3 separate regions of the Homo sapiens genome follow, and all the other regions are linked to region 1. The links are chromatin loops, found by intact Hi-C in ENCODE. Cell type or tissue: K562. All regions are shown on one strand.

Region 1 (8,000 bases):
TGCTACATACATCATTTTGTAGCCTTGTTACTATGTTCAGATAATTAGAAGACAGAGATACTAGGCTCAGAGGCTCATCACCTTTCAGGATACTGTGACAACAGACTGGTAGAGAAGTGAATAAATTAGACACCCCCTGTATAATCAAATCAAATTATAATTCAATGATCCAGTCTTCTGCCTATGAATCTTCATTACTGTTTGTAATCTTAAGAGTGCTTTTTAAACTTGTAAAACATTGGGAGTTTTTCAGGTTTATCTAATTAAATAGCAATTAATGTCAAAGAGGCATATTCTCATATTCATCTATAATATCTAAATGTCTGTCATATTCTCTGCTAAAATACAGAGACACTAAGACCCTGTGTTATACCTAGAAATACTTGTCTAATAGCTTCATCCATAAAAGAGGATTGGGTTAGTTTTGTAATCTCGGGGATTATCAGTGCATCTTGGTTGTTTATTCACAATAAGACAAGGCAATGTGGATAAGCGGGCCTAAGAACATGACCCAACGACCAGATGTGGCAGGCCCTGGGAGAGTCTGGCTCCCAGGAGAGGTTCAGCAGGGAAAGTGGCGTGTGGTGTCCAAGGCCTGCAGCAATTCTAACGTCTGCTCAAACATAATGACTGGGCACTTCTGGGAAAAGGACTTTGTTAGAATCATCTCTGTGTTCCTATGGCATTCCATGGAGACTGGCATATCATAATAACCCTTCATGTTATTGTGTGCCTGTTCTATTCCCCACTCCGCTCTAGTCACCTTACCTGTGTAATCCCATTCAATGCTCACAAAATCCCAGTGAAACAGGAGTTGCCAACCACATTGTAAAGATAAGGAACTAAAACCCATGGAAGCAATTAGTTCATAGCCATGTAGCCCAGGAAGTATGGAGCAAGCATTCACTGATTCGTTTTATTTATTGAGTACCTACTACATACCAGAAACTGTCTAAGGGCTGAGGATAGAGACCCTGCTCTCATGGAACTTACATTCTGGGAGGTCAAGGCAAGGGAAATAAACAAAGTCACCAAATAAATGCACAAGGTAATTCTAGAGGATATTAAGTGTCACAAAGACAAAACAGCACAATAAAGTGCCAGGAACTAACTGGTAGTGGGAGAAGAGGACTGATTTAGACAGGGTAGTCAGGAAGGTTCCCCCAAGAAGAAACTTTAGCTCAAAATTTCATGAATAGAACAATCCAGGAATGTGATGATCTGAGGGAAAAGAGTATAAAGGCCGGGAGGCAAGAACAGACCTGACATGTTTAAAAAACAGAAAGAAGGCACATATATATATATAAAGGTAAAGAGTGGTGCGCAGTGATGACAGAGGTAAGCAGTGGCCACATTATCTAGATCCTTACAGGTCATGGTAACAAGTTGGGATTTTATTCTAAACATGGTGAAAACTTTGTGGAAGATTTGAAACAAGAGAGAAATATGATGTGATTTATAACTTTTAGAGATTAAAAAGCACAGTCTTACTCCAAAGCCTAGGCTCTTAATCCTGGGGTAATGATGTGTTTTGAAGAGTTGGTGTCCAATTAATATGGAATGGAGGAATAATGATGACATAGTTCAAGAAGCAGAAATGAGCCCAATGTGTGAGAAGGGAACTGGAATTCATAGTAAGTGTAGTTCATAAGGACAGTCTGCATCGGAGGGATGGATTGCTCAGAGGTTCCTGGTCCCAGCTGTCAATCAAGGATCCAGACCCTAAGAGGAGTCATCTGACCAAAGCAAGCAAGCAGCCAGTTCTTGGATGGACAAATGTACTGGGAAGATTATCAGAACAGGAACAAGAGGGAGGTGGATAAGGAAGAAGCCCAGGATTTATGGGTACTGACAGAAGAAGAAAGGGAAGAAAGCCTCGGGATGAGGAACTTGGAAAATAGAAATACAGTTTGGGGACCGACAGGCAAACTCTGTGATCAGCACTGCCTTTTCTTCTGATCCAATTAGCTCCTGGGAAATACTGTGTAGAACTTGCAGACATTCACATTCTGTTTGGTGTAGGTAGTGCTGCATCTCTGGGTGAAATCAAAATGGAGGGGGAATTTCTCACACTGGGGAAACAAGAAAAGACAAGACAAAGGAAGTTGGGAAGGAAAAAAGCTCCAAGTTTAGCACAATTTTTTCTTATTAACCTCTGGTTCTGATTAACCATCTCCTTTATTTTCTCAAGGCACATATCATGCTTATTTAATTGGCTGTTATAAAATTTTGCAGGATTATTGAAGTCACAACCATAGGTAAATTGAGCAGTGCAAACTTAATGTAATTTTCATAAAGCTAATAAATTTATTCTCCCTTTTCTATCTTTTCTGCTCTGTTTTCTCTCCCTCTTTCTCTGTCTCTCTCATTCCTTCATTTTCTCTCTCCCGCCTTGCTACCTCCTTTCCTCTTTGTATATTTGTATGTACGTGAGTAAAATAAAATAACAAAAAAAGTTTGCAGGGAATCAATATGAACTGGTATTTTCTGTGAGTTTATCTTTTATATTTCTTTGAATATGAGAGCAACATTTACCTTTCTCTAGGCTTGAAGCACATTTTAAATTATCCAGAAATTCTTTTTGAAAAATCACTAAAAAGAATGTCTCCTTCGTGGCTCACTGGTCTTTTCTGTAAGTTCTTTCATTATTTGGGTATAACTCACTTGGATCTGAACACATGAAACCATTTAAATCAACCAGATAGTGGGTTCCCTCACTATCTCTCACGGACTTGTGTTTCAGTTTCTTCTTAATGATGTTTCTTTCATGCTATTTCATTTGAAGAGCCTTGCTGGAGAATGTAAAAGGAAAATAGGAGCTGAGGAGTTCTGCTTTCTGTGTGTCATCTGTTAACGTCGCACCATCTGCCCTGGGCAATTGGCCTATTCCTTCCTCGTTTTTCTGGGTAGTAAACAGATTTACTCAAAGGAAGAAAGAAAGGGGAGAACAAAGGGTGTGCTACATCAGAGGTGGGGGATGGGAGTGGAACGACACCCACTGGTGCAAGATCACAGGCTGCTTACCACATGCCACTGTTAGGCCCCAAATCCACTTGCTTGCTCCCATATCTGTTAAGGCCTCTCTGCACAGCTCCCACCAACGATTTTTAAGATAAACTAGGGGTAATATTGGACAGCAGTTGGCTTTATCTGTGACTGCCATAACCCCCATAGAGAGAGATCAGTCTTCATCTTTAGCTTTCAAAACCTGACTCACGCAGCCCTTCTTTGCAACCTTCCTTTCGCCAGTGCCCCCCGCTTGTGTAGATCTCCTTCCCAAAACTCACACCAATCCTTCTCTTTTCTGTGCCGCACCTGTGTGTTGCACAGATACCACTATTAGCCTCATCACACTGCAACATACCGTTTTTTTATGCCTGTCTCTTAGTTCACAGATTAGTGTATGCATTTGCTAAAACTGCTATACCAAATTGCCATAAATTGGGTGGCTTAAACAACAAAAATATATAGTCTCACAGTTCTGGAAGCAACAAGTCCAGATCGAGGTGTCAGCAGGGTTGTTTTTTCCTGAGAACTGGGAGGGAGAATCTGTCCCATGCCTCTCTCCTTGCTTCCGGTGGTTTGCTGGCAATCTTTGACATTCTTGGCTTCTAGAGGCATCACCCCGAGCTCTGCCTTCATCTTCACATGGCATTTTCTGCGTATCTGATTCTTTGCGTGGCATTCTTTCTGTAAGAATGCCAGTGGGATTAGGGGCTCACCCAACTCCAGTATTGCTTCATCTTGAATTATAACTGCAATGACCTGATTTCCAAATAAAGTCATATTCCAAGATACTGGAGGTGAGGACTTCAACATATAAATTTTGAGGGAACACAATTCAACCCATAACAATCAGGTTCCATGTTTAATTCATTTCATACTTGACATGTACTACACTGCCAAGTCTTCGCCTGAAATCCAAGGCCCTCAAAAATATACATTTAATTGGCTTAAATTAAATATCTCTTCCACTTTCAGTATAGATGCAGGCCAAATTGAGTGTATGAGTTAAATTTTTCTTTCTCAGAGGTAGCACCATTAGGAAACCAGAAAAGCTCTGAAAACAGAAAAGTCTCTGATCTCAAGAGACTTATTCTATTTTATGGTTTCTTGATGGTGCTACCTCTTAGAAAACGAGTGTGGCAAATACTACAGTGGTGTGAGCCCAGGGTATAGTGGGAAGCCAGAGGCCATAAAGATTGAGCTGGATCTTCAAAGGTAAGATTGGTCCCCTCCTATGTGCCAGATAATGGGCTGGATGTACATTTAGTCTCCTAAATGTGACGATGTACATCCAGCCCATTATCTGGCACATAGGAGGGGACCAACCTTTTGTTTTGACTCCCTTGGCCGAACTCTTGAAGAATGAGGCCCATGAAACTTAAATCACATTCATTCTGCAGATCCCTGCAAAGACAGATTTCCTGCTCCTCCTTCAGTTCACTTTATCCTCTAATGGAATTCAAGAATGATGCAATGTAGATGTGAACAGGGCACAAGACTCTCTTAAAGAGGCTCACAGTCTGGTGGGAAAATGACTGTGGCAAATATTACAATGGCATGAGCCCAGGGTACAGTGGAAAGCCAGAGGACATAAAGAGTGAGCTAGATCTTCAAAGGTAAGGAACGGGGAGCCAGGTGAGGAGGTGGGCAAAGATTTTCCAGACAGTAGGCATAGCATTACAGAATTCCAGAGGTCAGAGAGCAGCAAGTCATACCAGTGTCTTAATCCATTTGGGCCACTATAACAAAAATATCATAGACCGGGTGGCTTAAATGACAAATATTTGCTTCTCAAAGTTCTAGAGGCTGGGAAGGTCAAGATCAAGGTGTCAACAAATTCAGTGTCTGTTGAGGGCCCTCTTCCTGTTTCATAGAAGGCCCAGGATTTTATTGCCACATTCCCACATGGCTGAAGGGGTGAGAGAGCTCTCTGGAGTGTCTCTTATAAGGGCACTAATCTCATTCATGGGGATTTCACCCTCATGACTTAATCAGTCTCAAAGGCTCTGTCTCCTAATACATCACCACAGGGTTGGTGTTAGGATTTGGGGGCGTGATTATAAATATTCAGTCCGTAACACCCACTGTGCTGTATGAGTACAGCCCTAAGAGTTTGGGGTCAGATCAAGGGTATCAGGCAAGTTGCGCTAAGCAGCTTGGACTTTAGGCAAAAACTGAAGGGTTTTGAGCACTGGACTAGCACTGCCAGATTTGTGATTTAGAAAGATCACAGATGGCCAGGTGCTGTGGCTCACACCTGTAATCCCAGCACGTTGGAAGGCCGAGGTGGGTGGATCACGAGGTCAAGAGATCGAGATCATCTTGGCCAACATGGTGAAACCCCATTTCTACTAAAAATACAAAAATTAGCTGGGCGTGGTGGCGCGTGCCTATAGTCCCAGCTACTCGGGAGGCTGAGGCAGGAGAATTGCTGGAACCTGGGAGGTGGAGGTGGCAGTGTGCTGAGACCGCACCATTGCACTCCAGCCTGTCTCAAAAAAAAAAAAAAAAAAGGAAAAGAAAAAGAAAGATCACAGACTCCAACAATAATTTATGGATCAAAGGATATCAGTTAGGAACATATGGTGCAACCCAGAAGAGAAAGAGTCACAGGGACTTGTGCTGAAGATACACAGTAGAGACAGAGAGAATCAAGACAGGCTGTGGACACTCTCTAAGCTCCACTGAGATCCCCTGTCATCCTTGGTAACATCTTCTGTGTGCCATCCTCCAGCTGCACTTTTGCTTGCATGCCCACATCCACCTCACACCTGCAACTTTCCTTTGGCGAACACTTCTTGGCATTGGAGTGCCTTGCTCACAGGCATAAAAAAGCCCAAAGTGCCTACAAGTTCACTTTCTACACACCACCCCCACCACCACTAACCCCTCAAATCCCACAGCCTTTAGACAGAGTTTATAAAATATAAAATCTTAAAGCCCAGTTGCTTTGATCATGCTTGGGACAAATCCCAAGGCCCCAGTTACATTCCAGTATTTTCCATGGGCTCAGGCTGAAGCTACTCTCTGGGACATGCTGCCTGAAACTGCACCCTTCCCTGTCTTGCTTCCCTCACTCCTTTCCCAGGTTCTCCTGGAAGCACTTCCTTCACAAATCACTTACACACGAAGCCTTCCCCTGAGATGTCCTTCAGATGAACCTGTACTAAGACAGGAGATTGAGAGCTATTGAAAAAACTGGAGGTGTCCAGAGCTTAGTAAGTGACTGGATGTGGGAAGCTATATTATTAACTAAAAGAAAAAATATTCAGTGAAACTCAAACTATGTTTACAAACAAGTATGCAAGAACTAAAAGGACAAATACTACTCAAGTAGAAAGTTAATTTCATAAGTCCAATTTTTACTGTTCCTTTGACTCTGAGGGAAGAAAGAGTTTTTGCACCATTCAATTGCTCCAGCTTTGTTACTCTAAATTTAGGACACAAATAGGGTGCTGTGGAAATCCATCTTTCTTTAGAAGAATTTTAATATAATAGCCTTTGTATCAAGTAGCTAAGAATGGATTGGAATCCCAGCCAGATCCCCCGGCTGCTTCCTCACTGCCTGCCTCTTGCAATCCCCCCTCCCTTCCTTGTGTTCCCTGGGTCTTCTCCAAATGTCTCAGATTCTTCACGCCCCAGGAATGGGCCTGCACAATGTTCTGCACTGACTGTTTTCATTCTGGTCACCCCCCTCCCCTGACTGTCCTGAGCAATGTTCTTTCTGTCCTTTTTGTCTTTTTTAAATATGTGAGTGAACAAATGTGGGACACGTGGTAACATTCTAGGAAGCCTGAGCTCGCGAGGTAGGACTCTAAAGCACCGAGAAGGATGCTTGTTGTTACTGGTGGATTAAGCCTCAGATTCTGTAAACATATCTTAAGCATACATAGTTTACGATTGCAATCAAATAAAACTTACTGCAAAGGTAATGTGATACAAATGTAATGACAAGTATAATAAGTATTAGTTTGCTATGTGTTAATCTAAGCAAGTCATATAAATGCCATTCAATACTTTTTACATAGGCAGCGTAAATATGTCATTTTTATGCTCCTTTTAGAGAGACTGTAATCAGTATTCAGGCAAATCAACAATTCCCCAATCACACACAATTTAAACAACAAAGTTCCTAAATTTTACTCCTCAGTAATTATCATCCACCTACATTTGAGGGCCTATTTTATGCCGAGCACTGTGCTAGGTGCTGTAGACACAAGGAAAATGACAACATCGTCTCCGTCATCAAGCAATCTGGGTTCTCACTCCCAGCCCCTGCACCTGGGACTAAACATTTCTGGGTTCCACTCCTACTCTCCCAGTTCTTTCATCGCCAGACTTTGCCCTTCATCAGAACATTTCCTTGCACAGTAGCTCATGGTCTCTGTCCCCCAACTCCAGCCTCAGGCCCCAAGACTATAGAAACTGTGGCTCATATCCCCACAGCTTATCTGCTAGGTAAGGCAGGGTGCCAGCAGAACTGTTACTGCAGTGATCTTAGGATAGAGCACATACAAAAAAAAGAAACATGGCACGGTGAAAGGGCCTCAGACAATTAGGGGTGGAAAGTACACAGGAGATGGGGCAGGGCTATGAGAATAGCGAAGAGCAGGCACGGGACAGAGAGGGGCAGCTTGTCCTCTCTTAACATGGCTGTCCCTCTGGGCCCAGGAGCCGTCCTCACTGGGAAGGGATTAGGAGGGTTCTTCCTTCTGAGCAGAACTGAAAGGAATCCAGCAGTGAGGGCAGAGATGATAAAACAAATAATAGTGTGTACTAGGAGCTTGCTAAGCCCCAAATCCATTATTTTGTTTAATCTTCAGAAGCACTCTGAAGAGTTGCTACTGCTGTTTAGCAGATGAGAAACCCAAGATTTAAAAACATGACCAAAATCAAGAAACAAGTAAGTGGCAAAACAAGGGTTAATTCAAACTTCAAACTCAAAGTTCTTTTTTTTTTTTTTTTTTTTTTTTTTGAGACGGAGTTTTGCTCTT
Region 2 (8,000 bases), 200 kb after region 1:
ATTGGTCGTCAAAAGCTATTAACAAATAATGTAACTGTTGAAGATTTTTTTAAAATCATGCACATCCGATTTTTCTCCTTCTCTATAATATTGTTTTGGTTTTTCTCACAGCTTGACAGTTCTTTAAAATTAAAAAAAAAAAATTAAAAAAAAAAAAGGTTGGGGGGAGTATCAGGCAGGAAATAATCACAAAAGAAAATTCAGCCTCCTTGCTATGAGAGCTTTAGGATTCCAGAATCTGAATGTCCTTCCTGATAATGGCTGACAAACTGCTGAGTCAGAAAATGTTAAAAAGCAAACAAAAACAGAAAGGAATCTTAGTGAGATTATTGAGTTACAAGGACAAAGAGAAAAAAAATCTAAAAATTTTCCAAGGAGAAAAAAACATGGGTAACCTAAAAGAACAAAAATCAGTTTGTCATCACATTTTATATCAACAAGTACTACATAACAAAGAAATTGCTTTAAAAAGAGAAGAGAAAACTCTCTTGAACCCAGAATCCCATAACCAGAGAAAACATCAATCTAGAATGCAGAAAATATAAAGATATTGTTACACATGCAATGATTTATAATCCTTACCACCAGGATGTCTATTCCAGTGGAAAAAATTAAAACTACAAAAGAGCAATTTAAAAAGAAATGACATGGTGCAAGAGGATTTCATTAAATACAGAAAATGGGAGAGGAGAGGGAAAAGTAAAAGCGTGCTACCGGTTTGGTCATGTTCAGGAGAAAGAGGAAGTTATAGATTCAGATAAATTCTCCATGTTGATTAAAATACGGTAGATAGATTTTACTATGTTTGCTAAAATTGTAAAGATGGGTAGCCCAGACTCATGTGGGCAGCTTCCACATTAGAATGTGAATCTGGAAGGTGTGGTGTGGTGGGGGCAGCTATTGGAGGCCAGCTACCACAAGAAGAGTCTATCCAAGTGACCCAGCAGCTCTACTTTGAGGAACTCAGCCTCAGAAATCTTGCATGTGTGCACAAAGATATGTATGTAGTTAGCATTGTGGAAACCAATCCATGTATTCTTCTAAATGGAATTGGTTTACAGGGTATGCATTCCTTAACGTAGAACACTATGTAGCCATTAAAAAGATTGAAGTAGATTGATTCATACAGACACGTGAAGATATATTGTTATAAGAAAAATGTGCTAAAGAAAGTGTATACTGTGATCTCAGTTTATGAAATTAAAAAACTCAACATGTACGCATATATGCACATTTGTGTTTATAATGCCTAGAAAAAGTATAGTAAGCAAAATGAATGAAGGAAAATAATTGAGGATATATAGCAAAGGAGATTTTAAAATTTTACTATATACAATTTTGTATTTTGGATATTTTCTACAATATAATGTATTACTTTTGTAATTTCACAAACACTAATAGAGCTGTCAAGTACCTGAGATGGGTACAGTCTCACTCAACAAAAAAAGTCCTCTTTCAGACTATGACATGACTTGAATTTGTTGTCAGCTTATATTCTGTGAAATGTGGTATTTATCTCTGAATAGATAAGGGTCTTTTCAAGTAAACTTTCCATCTGAACACAACAGCTAAAAAACTGCTAAAGGGAGAGAGAAGCAGATACAGATTGTCAGGGCAGCAGTTATTTTACCTTTGGGAACTGAAACTATTTTTACTCAAAAAGAAAGTTTGCAGAGACAGCATTTTCACATTAGACTTCATAATGCTACACAAAACAAATGATTTGCAATGGAAAACATATAATAAAGTGGGTGCATATCAGTTGCCCTAGAAAAACAACCCAAAGACAACAATAGCCAATCTGTCTATCGGTCTCTCTTTCTCTCCACATTGATCCAACTTGCATTTTGTGACTAGATAAAAGGTTTTAAAGTTGAAAATGACATCATCTGGGCCTTCAAGGAGCTGAAGGAAGTGTGCAAGATGGAAGCACCTAAGTGGTTACTCATAGAACAATTTGGGAAGTTTTGTCATAGAGATAAATAATACAAAGTACATTCTCACTTGGCTACTTCATAGGCTATGCAGTTTTGAGCAAGATACGCCTCAATTTCCTCATTTATAAAATAGGTATCATGATTATACTCCTTCCTAACTGTTCTGGGGACTAAATGAGACAACACAGAAAATCCACGCACAAAGTAATCAGTCAGTAAAAGTTAGCTACTATTATTTGGGGAGGTTATTCAGACTCCCTGGAATTGAAACTTTATTATGGGACCCTGGTCAAGTTACTACATGGAGTCTTAGGTTCCTCATCCAAAATTGGTAGAGTAACTTTATCAGAGGCTACCAGGCAGAATGAATGAGATAATGTGTGTGAAAAATTTAGATCAGCAATTGGCACCTAAGAATTCCATTAATGTAAGTCATTATGTCTATCAAAATGCTTCAAAAAGAAGAAAGGAAATAACAACTAACTCTTCCTAAGAGTGACAAAGAACAGATAGCAGGAGAGCTGGTCTTGAATAATTAGCGGGAGTGCTCCAAGCTGGTGTGGTGAAAGAAGGATGTAGGAAGCAAAGAAAACAGCATGTGCAAACTGGTGGAGAATTTAATCATGATGATCATGATAATGGTAATAATAATAACAGTAATACAGCCTGTTCAGAGAAAATAAGAGATGTCCTATAGGCCCTAGGAAATATGAACTGGACTTCAGCTGAGAAGTTATGAGCCACAGAACTTTATCAATGCTTATGGAGCTATTAAAGAAATTAGAATAGGGCAGGAGTGTGCAGTGTGAGCTGACCATAAATTGATCCCCTAGAAAAACAACATCAAAGGGTGGGAGAAACCAGCAAAGGAAGCCCAAGAAGAAAGCTTAGAGAGGCAGAAGCTGGTGAAATAAAAGAGGCGGAGAAAGAAGAGAGAGTTTCAATAAGGAGGGACTGGTCAACCGTGTCAAATGTTGCATAAATGTCAAGTAGGATAACAAGAGAAAGTGAGGCCATTGAACTGCCCACTTGGGAGGATGTTGGTCAGAGAGTATTTTTAATTGAGTGGTGTTGGTGGAAGCCAGACAGTATTGGGTTGAGGAATTAATGAAATGTAAAGACACTAAGTATAGACCAAGTGTAGACCTCTTTCAAGAAGTTTAGTGATTTAGAAAAAAAAAAAAAAAAGTGAAAAAACCGTAGTATTTTAGCCTCATCAAAACTAGAAAATGAATTCTTAAATGTCCAAATGAGCATAATTCACATTTGGCAAAAAGGGTAAACTTCCCAAGATATAAAAATAAATAAATAAAAAATAGAAAACTACGGGGAGAAAACAAAGAAAAGAACTTACTACTTTGCTCGAATGGGATTAGAGGATTAAGGTGAAGGACAGGTGGAGGAGAAAATCGAAAAACAGCAAATTTGAAATGACTAGGAAATTAAGATTTTAAAAAAGAGGAAAGAGGAGAATGAGGAATCTCATGGATTTGTTGAAAGAGCAAGAGGCAGGCATAGACTGCCACAAATGAAAGTGATCAAAACAAAACCACTCCTCTCTGTCCCTCAGACTGAGCCGGGGTATAGTAAACCCAGAAAACATGGTCCTGATTAGAATTCTGTCTCCTGTGTGCTAAAGAAGCCTTAGCTACAAGTCACGGGCAAACTGCTAAGCACAAAGGCCTACGTTGGCAGCTGTAGTGGTTTATCTCTAGCTGCAGGTATGGTTCCCTCTACCCAGGGGCAGACTCTAGGTCCTTCTCTTGGAATATTTGCCCCCCAAGACAGTTTACCAAAAATTAGACCTGGCCTGAACTAGTCAGCATGAGAAATTTGAGAGAAATATGGGAAAAGACTGTAATATGAATGATTGGATTTTCGAATAAAAGAGAATATTGGATGAGTTTTTTTTCTAGCATATCTAGAAAAATCTGCCTTGAAATGTTTACATTAGCTCTTGGACCATAGGCCAGTGCTTTTAGAAAATGTGATCAGTCATGAGGTCAGGTGTTCGAGACCAGCCTGGCCAACATGGTGAAACCCCATCTCTACTAAAAATGCAAAAATTAGCCTGGCGTAATGGCCGGCCCCTGTAGTCCCAGCTACTTGGGAGGCTAAGGCAGGAGAATTGCTTGAACCCAGGAGGCAGAAGTTGCAATGAGCTGAGATCGCTCAACTGCACTCCAGCCTGGGCAACAGAGCAAGACTCCGTCTCAAAAAAAAAAAAAAAAAAAAGAGAAAGAAAAAAGAAAATGTGGTCAGTCACTTTGCTCTGTGTGGTTCTCCATTTCCACAGCTGTAGAATAAGGAAGATTAGATTAGTTTTAAGTCCTTCCAGCTCTATTATGAAATTTAATGATTCTGTCCTTTACATTTCTTTCATTTTCACAAGGATATCTGTCCCTGGTTTAATACTAATGTCCTATCTTCCTAACCATATTGTTAGCCCCAATTTTGTTTTAGTTTCCTTCTTTTGTCTAAAAGGAGTCAGAAAGTGTGTTAAAAGATAAGACCATCTTAGGACACCCTGGGTGAGGCCAGTTTTTGTCCAATCAGGAGGCTTTTATGTGGAAAACACCCCTTAACCAGGCTGAGCCTACTAGTTTGAGATAAACATTTTGATGAAACATTCAGTAAAGAAGAACTGGATCTTACATGAAGAAATTAATGCCTACGCCCCAGTGCAATAGTTAATTCCTCCCTGAAACATTTTCTTATTGTTATGTAAACATAACCTAAGTGGGTTTGTTAGAGATAATTAGAAACATTCTCTTAGCCTAGTGACTTGGGGAAGAATAAAAAGAGATGGGAATTATTAAGACGGGATATACAGGCAATGGGGGAAGGGCTAGTTCGCATGGAACAACCAAATATATCTTTTGTAGGCCAAAGACTCTGAGAAATTATTTTTGTACCTGCTCTCTATTTCTATTTCTATTCTGGTTACTAAGTGGACAGGTGACTTCTCAGCCTCTCTTTGAATACTTTTTTCTATGTGTGTGTAAGTATGTATGTCAGAATACCTTTGCATCTTGGATGTAAATGTGGACAAAATGCATTTCTAAGTTAAAATAACATTTAAATTGTGAATACCCAATTTTTAGAGATAAGAACACTGTCTTTTTAGTACAGTTTCATGTCTTCTCTCCATATTCTATTTTACCAACCTATTTAGCAAAATAGCCAAGACCCTCCTTCTGAGTTAGCCAAGAGCCTGACTGCCAAAATCTCCTGAAGACCTGTAAAGATACCTTTCTTTAGCTGAATCCTTGGCAGCTAAAGATAGATAACAAAGATTTTTTTTTAAATAATAGCTCAAACAGAAAGAGATCTAGGGATTTTGCTCCTGATCAATCTCATAGCAAAGAAGTATAAGGCCTTATCCAGGAACTCACAGTTTGGTACATTATATATAATTTCAGTGTTTGTGAGATGGCTGTTGCCTGTGTCAACCCCATATGAGATTTGGTGGGTCCAACGAAAGGCGTGGGGTGAACTCTCCAGGTTAAAAAGGGCCTGGCAGGGGTGGCCATGTTTCTGACTTGGGACACTCAGAAATCTGCACAATCCATGGTAAGGGTAACCTGGAGCTCCGTGAGCCAGCATTTTTTTTTTTTTTTTTTTGAGATGGAGTTTCACTCTTGTTGCGCAGGCTGGAGTGCAATGGTGCGATCTCGGCTCACGGCAACCTCTGCCTCCTGGGTTCAAGCAATTCTCCTGCCTCAGCCTCCTGAGTAGCTGGAATGACAAGCATGAGCCACCACGCCCGGCTAATTTTGTATTTTTAGTAGAGACGGGATTTCTCCATGTTGGTCACGCTGGTCTTGAACTCCTGACCTCAGGTGATCTGCCTGCCTCAGTCTCCCAAAGTGCTGGGATTACAGGCATGAGCCACTGCGCCCGGCGAGCCAACACTCTTTAAAGGAAGAGCTGCCAGGTCTGAGATGAGGTCTTCCTCAGCAGAGCTGGCTCTTTCCAATCCATATGGGCCACTCTGCCTTTCCCTGCCCTTTCAGAAAAATTTCATGTTTAACCAGCACTGCAGGTAAAAAACAAAAAGCCAGCTTAAGAGAGGGCAGTGCTCTAACAAACCTGCGAATTTTCAATTCTGGCCGAGATTCTCATGTTTTTTTTGCCTCTGACTTGATAGGAAATGTTAAGACACCAGCAGAGCAGCTTGGTGACTTGGTTTACCTCTCCAGGAAAACATTTGCGCTACTCCTCAAGGTTGTGAAATAAAATGGCCTCAGGTTGTTATGAACTTCCACGTTTGCATAATCTTTTCTCTAGCATTTAAAGTTTGTGGAACTAAACCAGAGGGAGACCTGCAGCAAAATCCGAATTCAAATGAACCAGGTGGAAGCAAGTTAGCACTATCGTGTTATGAATGAGGCTGCGCCACACTCAGTTACATGAGCAAAGAGGAGCAGCCTGCATCCCTTCTGTGAGACGCAGCAGTTTCTGGTGGGAGTTTTTGTTTGTTATTCTTGTTGAGTGAATCTCTAACAGAACACACTTGGGTGACCACTGCGAGACAAAGAGAGTTTAGGCTTTAATTATTCTTATATTCTGATTAGGGGAAATAGTTTGAATCCAAAAGGATGTCATTGAGTGCAAACACAGTCCTGGAACTGGGCCCGTTGGGCGTGAACCTCAGGAGCTATTAATCGACATGCTTCAATTTGTAAGTATGCGGGAGACTGAGTCAGTAGAAAAAAAAAATTTTAAACATCTGTGGTATTCTTTCTGTTCCAGATTAATTACACTGCTTGTTTGTTGATGCTGACCAGAATTTTCAATCCTCTGATGCTATGCTTGGAACGTCATAAGTATTTTTCTATGTGTTTATCATTGCGTCCCATGAGACTTTATCTCTGTCACAGTCTGCCTTTCATAATTTATTTTAGGTCCCAGTTTTGTTCTTTTGCTCACCTGCCTTAGACTTCTTGTTTTTGCTTTTATACTGAGCAATATGCAACTCTTTCTCATTGAGTACTTATTATTACTTTTAAGAGACACCTTGTTAATACACAGCCCCACGTACACACACATCATTCAATCAAAATGATGATATAAATGAAAATCCAAATGTGCTGTTTAATCAACTGGAGAGGCTGGTAATTATTTTCAATCAGCTAGGATTGCTCTGCTAGCTCAAAGAATTATTAATAAGAGCCATATTTGTTAATAAATTGTGAGCAGCCCTTTTCCGGGAGTGGGGGCAGGTATCAGGGCAGGCTATTTCAGAAGTTGTTGTCCAGCCTTACATTATACCCTAAAAAGCCAAACCCCTCCTTCTAAGTTAGCCAAGAACCCAGCTGCTAACATTTCCATCCTAACATCCATAAAGATACCTTTCTTGAACTGAATCCTTGGCAGCTCTAAACAGAAGAGAATCACAAAGATATTTCTTTCTAAAATAGCCCAATTTGAAAATGAGAAATGGGCAGGCCCGTTGCTGTCTGTAAGGCAACCGTAATCCCTAACCCTTCCCCCAGTCAGCTTTTGGGGTCACCTGCCCTTGTCTCATTTCCCCACCATCAATACCCAACAGTGTCTTGTGACTTCTGTGGCCCCAAGATGACCAAAGAGCTCCTGTTTGAGGACCCAAGCTCCCTCCCCTCACTCTTAGCCCCAACGGCTTCTCCTCAAACCCCAGCCTATTTACAGGCTCTTCCTTTCCTCTTTGCCAAACACCTGAGATCTCAGGTTGCTTTGGGTCTCTTTCTAACCTTGCCACAATCCATTCTGTTCCCTGGAGTTTTCTCTCTTTAGGCTGAGGAGAGTGAGGCCTCCTGTGCTTCTTTCTGCTCACTTCCTTCCTCCTTCTCGTGATAAGCCCACAGCTCTTTTCGTTTCGTGGGTTTTACTGAGAATTACCAAGGAGGAAAAAAAAAAAACCAAAATAATTCATATGGAAGAGATGTGACTGTTTGAGAACTCCTATAATTGCTCAGCTCAGCAATGAACATACACTGATCACTTTTTATATGGTGATCATGGATGCCCTCTGAGATCCAATATTTATTGTTTCTGGGCTACCCTTGGGTGATCCTGGAAGCC
Region 3 (8,000 bases), 59 kb after region 1:
GATAAAGAGAAGAGTCCTACTTTGACCTCAAGGCTCATGTGTCTGGCCCTCTCCTGCCTCGGCTGTCACCAAGCTGCCGTTGGCCTCTTCTCTGCTCCCCCGACCATCTTTCTGTCATTCCCTTGCCCCATCCCAACTCAGGCCTCCAAATCTGCTACTTAACCTGGAATTCTCTTCATTTCCTTCTTGAATGATTTTGTTTCCCTTCAACCTTCACCTTTCAGCATTTATCACTTCCTCAGGAAAATCCGCCTTGAACCCTGGATTAAGTTCAATCTCTCTTATTATCTGTACTCATAGCATGTGCTTTTACCTCCTTGCACTTATCAGAGCTGTGATTTTACATCTATTGATGTAATTGTTTGATTAAAGGCTATTTATCCCTCTAAGTCTAGACTGTAAACTCCAGGAGGCCTGTTCCAGGTCTATTTCTGCTCACCAGTGTGTTCTTAATGCCCTGTCTAGTGCATGGCACATAATAGATATTCACTAAATAGATGTGGAGTGAATAAATACATGAATGAAATATGACGGGGGGGTGGTTCTCTCAGGCTCTAGATAAGGTATTTTAGGGGTTAATCCTCCCTGAGCATGGGAGACATGATGTTTATGTGTACATCCAGCCATTCACAAATAAGGAATGACCACAAGTGAGGAAGTCCCTGTATTCATCTGAAAGTTAAAATATTTATGCAACTCAGTGTGTTTTTCCATCCTTTCTCTCCAGCTATCCTCCTTTCCTTTCATATGAGATTTATTCTAAGAGCCTTGGACTGAATTTTTTAGTGTAATTGAGAAGACAGGAGGTTCTGTCCTCCAATAGAACACATACTTCCTCTCCTTAAAACAGAAAAATACTTTAGAAAGCTAAACTGTTCACAGAACACTCGATTTAGAATTGTCAGGGAGAAAAAAAAAAGAATCAAATCAGAAAGTAGCCTCTTTGCCTTACTTTCACGGTTCCAATTAAATAACAGTAGATCAGGAAAATAAATGTGCCTAATTATAAAGTTTGTAGGACCTTGAGGGGTTTCATGACAGGGAGCACTTGTCTTCTTAAATGGGATTTACTCTAATGGGGTTAGCCTCCTAAGAATAGACTTGTATTTGTGCTTTGTGCTTCTTACCCTAAGGGGTTAACACAGAATGTGGGAACTTGTTCAGTACCCACTTCCGTGTGTCCTGCTAAAGTAAAAAAGAATTGCTTATAAGGGCAGAAAATGTCATCATTTTTGCACTTGCCCTGACCCTAGCATCTAAAAATACAAAATGCTGGAGTTTCCATAGCAGGTGACTTTTAAAAAAACGTGAAGAGGGCTAATTGTTTAAGGTCTAAATGTAGTCCATAGAAGAGAACAGAAATAGAGAGGTGTCTCTCTAAATGACCTAGCTTGTATAAAACCAGGCATACAATTCATTTAAAGGACTTTTTGTCTCGGCATTTTTCCTCTAGATTTAAAGAGAAGCATTTCTTTTTCAGCACAATGGATAATAGTGTCATCTTGGCTACCTTCTGTCTATAAGTGGGGTTAATTTTAGCCTGATCCTCATGTTGAGCACATGGAAGAGTTTATATTACTCATCAACCTTTGCTAGAAGCCTAAGATAGCCTTTAAGTCTCGGAAAAAGTAGCTCCTGTTTGAAGAGATTCTCCTGCCACATGCTGAAGTCAGAGAGGGTAGCTGTGAACCTAGAAAAGGCTGCACCTGTTATTGTATACACCATTGCTGCTAACTTTGGCCTTTCCTTTCAGTTTAAATTTTTTCCCTTTGATATATACTCTATTTCTTAGTTTAAATACACATTTCAAAACACTTCCTTCGGGTAATTGAAGTGAAATTGATCATTCTTCAAATGTAAGTTTTTAATTGACTTCCTCCTTCCTGACTAGGAAATTAACTTTCAGTCCTCCCTTATTTGATCTGTTTAACAGGGCATGTAACACCTTCCAGACAGCAAGATTTAATGAGATCCTAAATGCCGAAGACTTCACCTGATAGAGGCTCAACATTCCCACCTAACTTTTAAAGATACAACAATCAAACTTACAACTGAATTCTAGCTGCAAAACATATTGATTGACATCATTGTCCATAATATATTGAAACGGTCAGCTATTGTCTTGCTCCTCTCCGCCAGTTGCAAAGCACTCTTTAAAAATCAATTGCCTTCTCCCTGTGCAGAATTGCCAGAAGTAGATATCTGATGCCTGAGCTGTAAGCATATTTATTCATTTTCAGTCTCATTTCTGTTGTTTATAATGATTTCAATGAAAATTGAAATCTAATGTTTGAACTGAAAGGGATCAATAACATCTGAGAACAACTATGCTCAAAGATTTCACAGCCCTTTCCTTACAAGAGGTTGTTGTTTTTCATGCTGGTTGTTTGCCAAACTGCCACCTGGACAACCAGGTTGGTGACCAAACAGGTGATAATGCTCTCACAGTTTCACAGAAAACGCACCCAGAACTACCATTGCCACACTGCAGTTCCTTGACTTTAAGTGCTTTATAGATTTTTCTGTTGTTCATGTGGTTATAGTCCAACACTATGAAAAACAAGCTCTAGGATCCCAGATCTCAGTCTACAAAGGTAGGTTTTACTTCTCAGAAGGAAACAGATCTCCAAATCCCAGAATGTAGTACAGTTGTGACCTTCGGGGAATTCTACTGCCTACAACAGCTTATTTTCCTAGGAAGGAAACTTCTAGATTTTCTTTGGAGATACTCCTTACCATGGGGAAAATTTTCTGACTGTGACCCCCTAAATGCTTCCATAAAGTAGTCTCAATCAATGACATAAATATATTTGGTGACACTGTACACACACACCCAGTGTGCACATATACTCTGACCTCCACCAAAGATAGAATTTTTCATGGAAATAAGATTTTTCTTAGCGATTGATTTTCCTGGAAGGAATTTAATTAATTAGCATTCTCTTCCTCCAACGTTTGCTTCATTTGCTTTTCTTTCTCTTGCCAACATTCTGTCCTATCACCTGTGTTAAAGACACCGAGATTTACACCCCTGACTTTTTTCTACGTATTTTATCATAATTTCATTATTGTTTTCATTTTCCATATCATATATTCCGTTTGGTTTTTAAATAGGTCTTTTAATATCTTGGAAATAAAGGGTCAGCTGGGCAATAGAAACAGGAGGAAATAGAGCCTTGTCATGTTTGTAAAAAGAAAAGATGAAGCCAGATGAAAATTGCAAGATCTGTTACCTTATTACATCCGTATTTTCCCCTGACCGAGTGTAATACTTTAAACTTTTTTCCTCCCTGGTTCTCATAGAACTGACACATTGCAGGTGCCACAGTTTAGATTTAACAATGAAAAAAAAGTCCATCTCTTTTCTAGTTCAGCAGGAAAGACATCACAAAAGATAGAGTTATCATGAGCTAATTACAGTCCTTGAAAATTACCTTTGTGCTTAGCAAATATGCATTTTTTTTCTTTGCTGGTGATGAAGAAGTTGGCAGTTTAAATAAAAAACACTATTTAAAGTAACAGAGTACAGTTACATAACCTTTTCACATAAATCACACAATAACTCTTTGTGCTTTGAAAAAAAAAAAAAAAGAACCGCAGTGCGTGTTAAGAAGATTTATTTATATAATAATCTATGCAAAGGATTTTTTTTCTCTTTTTATAAAAGTGGGATGTTCTTTTTTTTAAACCTCTGGAAGTTGCAGAATAGAGGGCAGGAATACCCTCCAGTCACTACTTTTAGTAGCACACACTCCAGCTACTAACGACTTCAATTCAAGTAGTGTTTTGGCATTACCACACACTTTTATTTCTAAACACACAGATAGAAAACTTCATAAAGGAACAGTCTCTGCTTATAAGTAAACAAAACTATAGGGTCAAATTCCAATCCAGTATAAAGATTCTTTTGCATCCACAAATTGCATCATGGCCTGAGATCATTTTTCTCTGTTTTGTAGGAATACTATTCCTTCAAGTATGTTTGATCAGTCATGGGGGTGGAGAAATTCATGGGACCATTGAAGCCCTGTAGTTTCTCTACTGATTCTCTATGGAATTCTTTAATCTTTTTTCCCCCTTCCTGTCCATCCCTCTTTTGTTCCTTTTAACCTTATTCCCTGATTTAAATCTAGAAGCAATAGTCTTTCGTTATTTACAACATTGTACCCACCGTTTAAAAACATCCCCCATATAAAATGTCCTGACACCAAATTGATCTTATCACTGACCAGTTCACTCTGAAGGGTTTCAGAATTGAAGAGCCAAGGAAATACGTAAGTTGCTAAATGCTAAGCTTGGCTCAAGCTTACCCACTTAATCCTCAGTCCACAAGATCACTCCGGGAAAAGTGATCTTTTCACAGAGATAAACCTAGTAGAAGCATTTCACTGGTCACATATATCTATTCTGATCCTTGCTGAACAGTGGGGGTTCTCAAGACAGGGCAACCCACAAGGGCTTTCTTGTGTGTCCTTATCTTTCATTGAGATGCTGACCTAACTTTTAAAAGCTATCTCCATGGAAAATTCTGGGCTCCACTCCAAAACCAATCAGTAGGAGGTGGCTCTCTTAATCAGTGGCTGTGTTCCGTCTTTATATAAACAGGTTAAGCCAGCTGCCAGGGCCTCTGTGACCAGTTCCAGCTCACATTACCTTCAGCTGGAAAGATGGGCCTGTACCAAAGCTACATTATGAAAGCTGAGAACTCTACCTCTCCCAGGTCATAGCAAAAGACCTGGCTGCTGTATGTGGTGATTAGAGTCACCAGTAATCTTACTCTTGTTCCTGAAAAAAAAGTGAATAAAATGTGGCACACCCTCATTGCCAGAATGGGTAAGATTTTACTAACCTGGCAATTAGCGGTAGCAACTCCAAAAGGAAAGATTTTTTAAATTCTGATTGATACATAATGTCGAGCTACTCATTTTCCTAACACAGTGGAAAAATAATAGAAGTAGAGATAACTTCTTGGTTAGAGGTGGAATAGAGTGCTTGTTGTGGTGAGATTTGATTAACTGGAGAGACATCCTCCCACCAGCTAATCCGAAAAGGGCTATCATTGCCCAGGATGGAGCTCAGAGTATCAGTTTGAAGAATCAACAGGCATGACTAATACTGGAAAGACACTGCTGACAAAAATCTGTTACATTCCTCAAATACCCATTCCTCTCCTTTGACCCTAAGAATGTTGCTCAGAATGATGTTAGTCCAAAGTAGCAGCAAACCACATGAAATACAACCTAAATAAATGGAACAATAAAACAGGCTTCTGGCCAGGCGCGGTGGCCCACGCCTGTAATCCCAGCACTTTGGGAGACCAAGGCGGGTGGATCATGAGGTCAGGAGATAGAGACCATACTGGCTAACACGGTGAAACCCCGTCTCTACTAAAAATAAAAAAAAAAATTAGCCAGGCATGGTGGTGGGCGCCTGTAGTCCCAGCTACTCGGGAGGCTGAGGCAGGAGAATGGCGTGAACCCGGGAGGCGGAGCTTGCAGTGAGCCAAGATCGAGCCACTGCATTCCAGCCTGGGCAACAGAGGGAGACTCCCTCGCAAAAAAAAAAAAACAAAAAAAAAAAAAACAGGCTTATACATGTTGACCAAAAATAATCCAGGCAGAAGAGGTGACACCATCATGACACCCTAAATTTTGAAACTTGCTTGTCGTCCAACCAATAAAGCAGGATCATTAAAAGAAACAAAGCAAACAAATGAAAGCCTTCCCATACAATGTATTTTTGTTAGGTATTAATGAAGAATAGTCTGTTCTACATTAATCATTACAATGGTAATAATTAGGGATTCCGGAACTCACTTCCAAAAGAAATCCATTCCCAGAGAAAGTATTTTAACATGATATCACATTGATTTAAAATCACTGAATTAAAGCCACTGGTTTATACGTCAAGCCATATTTGAATGGCTTGAATAACTTTTCTCTTTTTTGCTACCAGAATTGAATGCAAAGTGGGGAGGGCTCTTATGCTGATTTTATTTTTAAGCGCGTGCAATAGCCACTGCAATTCCAGTAGAATTCTTCTGTTTTTTATTTTTGACAGCATAATCCTACACCCATGGGAGCTGAGCTTTACAGGTGTTAAAGAGGATTTGTTGTAAGAAAATGATTATGATAGGATTTAATGTAATTGAAAGTCAAGGTACAGTAGCCATACAGTGTATCAGAGAGAGTGTCAAAACTTGCAGCGAGGGTGGAGTGTCTTTTGTTAAGTAAACAACAAAAGTAGAGAGCGAAGAAGATATTCTATCACAATAGGATCTACAAGCTTGGCCAACCTGATAAGCCTGTCCCACCACAGTGGATATCAAACCCACAAGTGCTAGAGTGCTTCCCTGGCAAGAGGGGCCAGGAATAGCTGCAACATTCCTACTACACAAGAATGTTTTGAAAACAAGTTATATAATAACCTGAATTCTTGTCTAGAACTTGCTAAGCAACAACCATAGGCCCTCTCAGGCTCCAGGGGAGAAAGACTCATCTCTCAGCCATCACCCTGGCCCTTCCAGTTCCATGACCTAGAGCCACTCAGTCCTTTCACATCTTCGCTAAGTTTGTCAATATGGTGGCTATGAACACATATGCATTGCACGCACATATGCACAGAAACACATGAAGCAAGAATTGTGTGGCTCCCCAAGTTTCTCACCCCTGTTCTTGAAAATGTCATTCTCTCTCTAAAAATTATAGGTGGATCAAACATGTGAATACTTTTCCATTAAGATATGGCTATAAGGATTACAAGCAACATGACTTACTTTAGGCTCATAAAGTAATTATAAGCACTCAGGACTAGAATTTGGTGGTAGCAAGCAAAAGGGCAAGAATAACTGAAGGCCTTTTTCCCTGTAATTATAGTGCTTTCTTTTACTTCTGACTTTCTTCCCTACCATCCCAGGGTGCCATTAGCTCATTTTGATCATAATTAATATTACTAACTATATTTTGGTTGGCTTTTCACTGCTTATGGTCCATGAGATGGGCAGAAGCAGAACCTGAAGTCTAAGGCCATATTTATCTTAGACAAACAACTGGAGAACATTTTTTCCAATCATTAATTCCAGTTCTTTAGTACCGTGGAATCCCATAACAGCCTTTGCAACAGAGACACGTGAGTGCAGACAAGACCAGGAACTTACTATTGTTGCTATCCGCATCAATATTATTTATGTATATACTTCATTTCTCAAGCATGAAAGTGATTTACGAAATGACACAGGATGTCAAATAATGTGCATGGACTTGTGAGTAACGTCTTTTGAGGCGTTGCTCTTTCAGCACACAAATTTCATTTTCACCTGCATTCCCAATATCTGTTACAGATTTAAGCATCACTACATATATTTTTTAATATTAGGTTTTCTTTTTGTTCTAAATCGTGCTGCCTCAAAATCATGAATTTCAGATTTATATCACATATCACACATAAGGAATTTTTCTCCTCCTTTCTCCTTTATTTGTGTGCTAGCCAATTCTCTCCCTAGACATACAAGATAAAGGACAATAGGGAAAAAAATTTTTTTTTCATTTATTTATTTTTTGAGATGGAGTCTTACTTTGTTGCCCAGGCTGGAGTGCAGTGGTGTAATCTCGGCTCGCTGCAACCTCTGCCTCCGGGTTAAAGTGAGTCTTCTGCCTCAGCCTACCGAGTAGCTGGGACTACAGGCGTGCACCATCATGCCAGACTAATTTTTGTATTTTTAGTAGAGATGCAGTTTTACCATATTGGCCAGCCTGGTCTCGAACTCCTGACCTCGTGATCTGCCCGCCTCAGCCTCCCGAAGTGCTGGGATTACAGGCGTCAGCCACTGCACCCAGCCAAAAAAATATTTTAAAGTGGAGATAAATTCAAACATCACCAGTCAGCCAGCACTGAACAGCAAACATATACACATGCATATCTGACCCTTGAACAACATGAATTTGAACTATGTGGGTCCACTTAGATGTGGATTTTTCAATAAAAGTTACATTGAGTGTCCC

What was found. Hi-C counts contacts between places; a loop is a spot of excess contacts. Peaks named below come from ENCODE experiments on the same cell type or tissue, not always from the same donor. Only the 100,000 strongest peaks of a DNase experiment are listed, where the experiment ranks them.
Region 2: a loop joins it to region 1, with 2.7 times the contacts of the local background. A loop is called at or near these places in 2 of 110 quality-filtered maps.
Region 3: a loop joins it to region 1, with 2.2 times the contacts of the local background. A loop is called at or near these places in 4 of 110 quality-filtered maps.

Annotation. Positions count from the first base shown.
Region 1 is chr6:139,643,670-139,651,669 of GRCh38, reverse strand. No RefSeq gene overlaps it. Among named protein-coding and RNA genes, the nearest start is that of FILNC1, 120 kb to the left of the region's middle. RefSeq lists a cis regulatory region at 2,792-3,372. In K562, a CTCF peak has its summit at 3,029; a DNase peak (open chromatin) is centred at 3,089.
Region 2 is chr6:139,442,104-139,450,103 of GRCh38, reverse strand. The region is part of intron 4 of LOC107986651 (a long non-coding RNA gene); the gene reads right to left. Among named protein-coding and RNA genes, the nearest start is that of LINC01625, 28 kb to the left of the region's middle. RefSeq lists cis regulatory regions at 826-954, 4,241-4,693. In K562, no CTCF peak of the experiment used is centred here; DNase peaks (open chromatin) are centred at 243, 913 and 4,463.
Region 3 is chr6:139,584,846-139,592,845 of GRCh38, reverse strand. No RefSeq gene overlaps it. Among named protein-coding and RNA genes, the nearest start is that of LINC01625, 110 kb to the right of the region's middle. RefSeq lists a cis regulatory region at 3,856-3,867 and an enhancer at 3,790-3,934. In K562, no CTCF peak of the experiment used is centred here; a DNase peak (open chromatin) is centred at 4,505.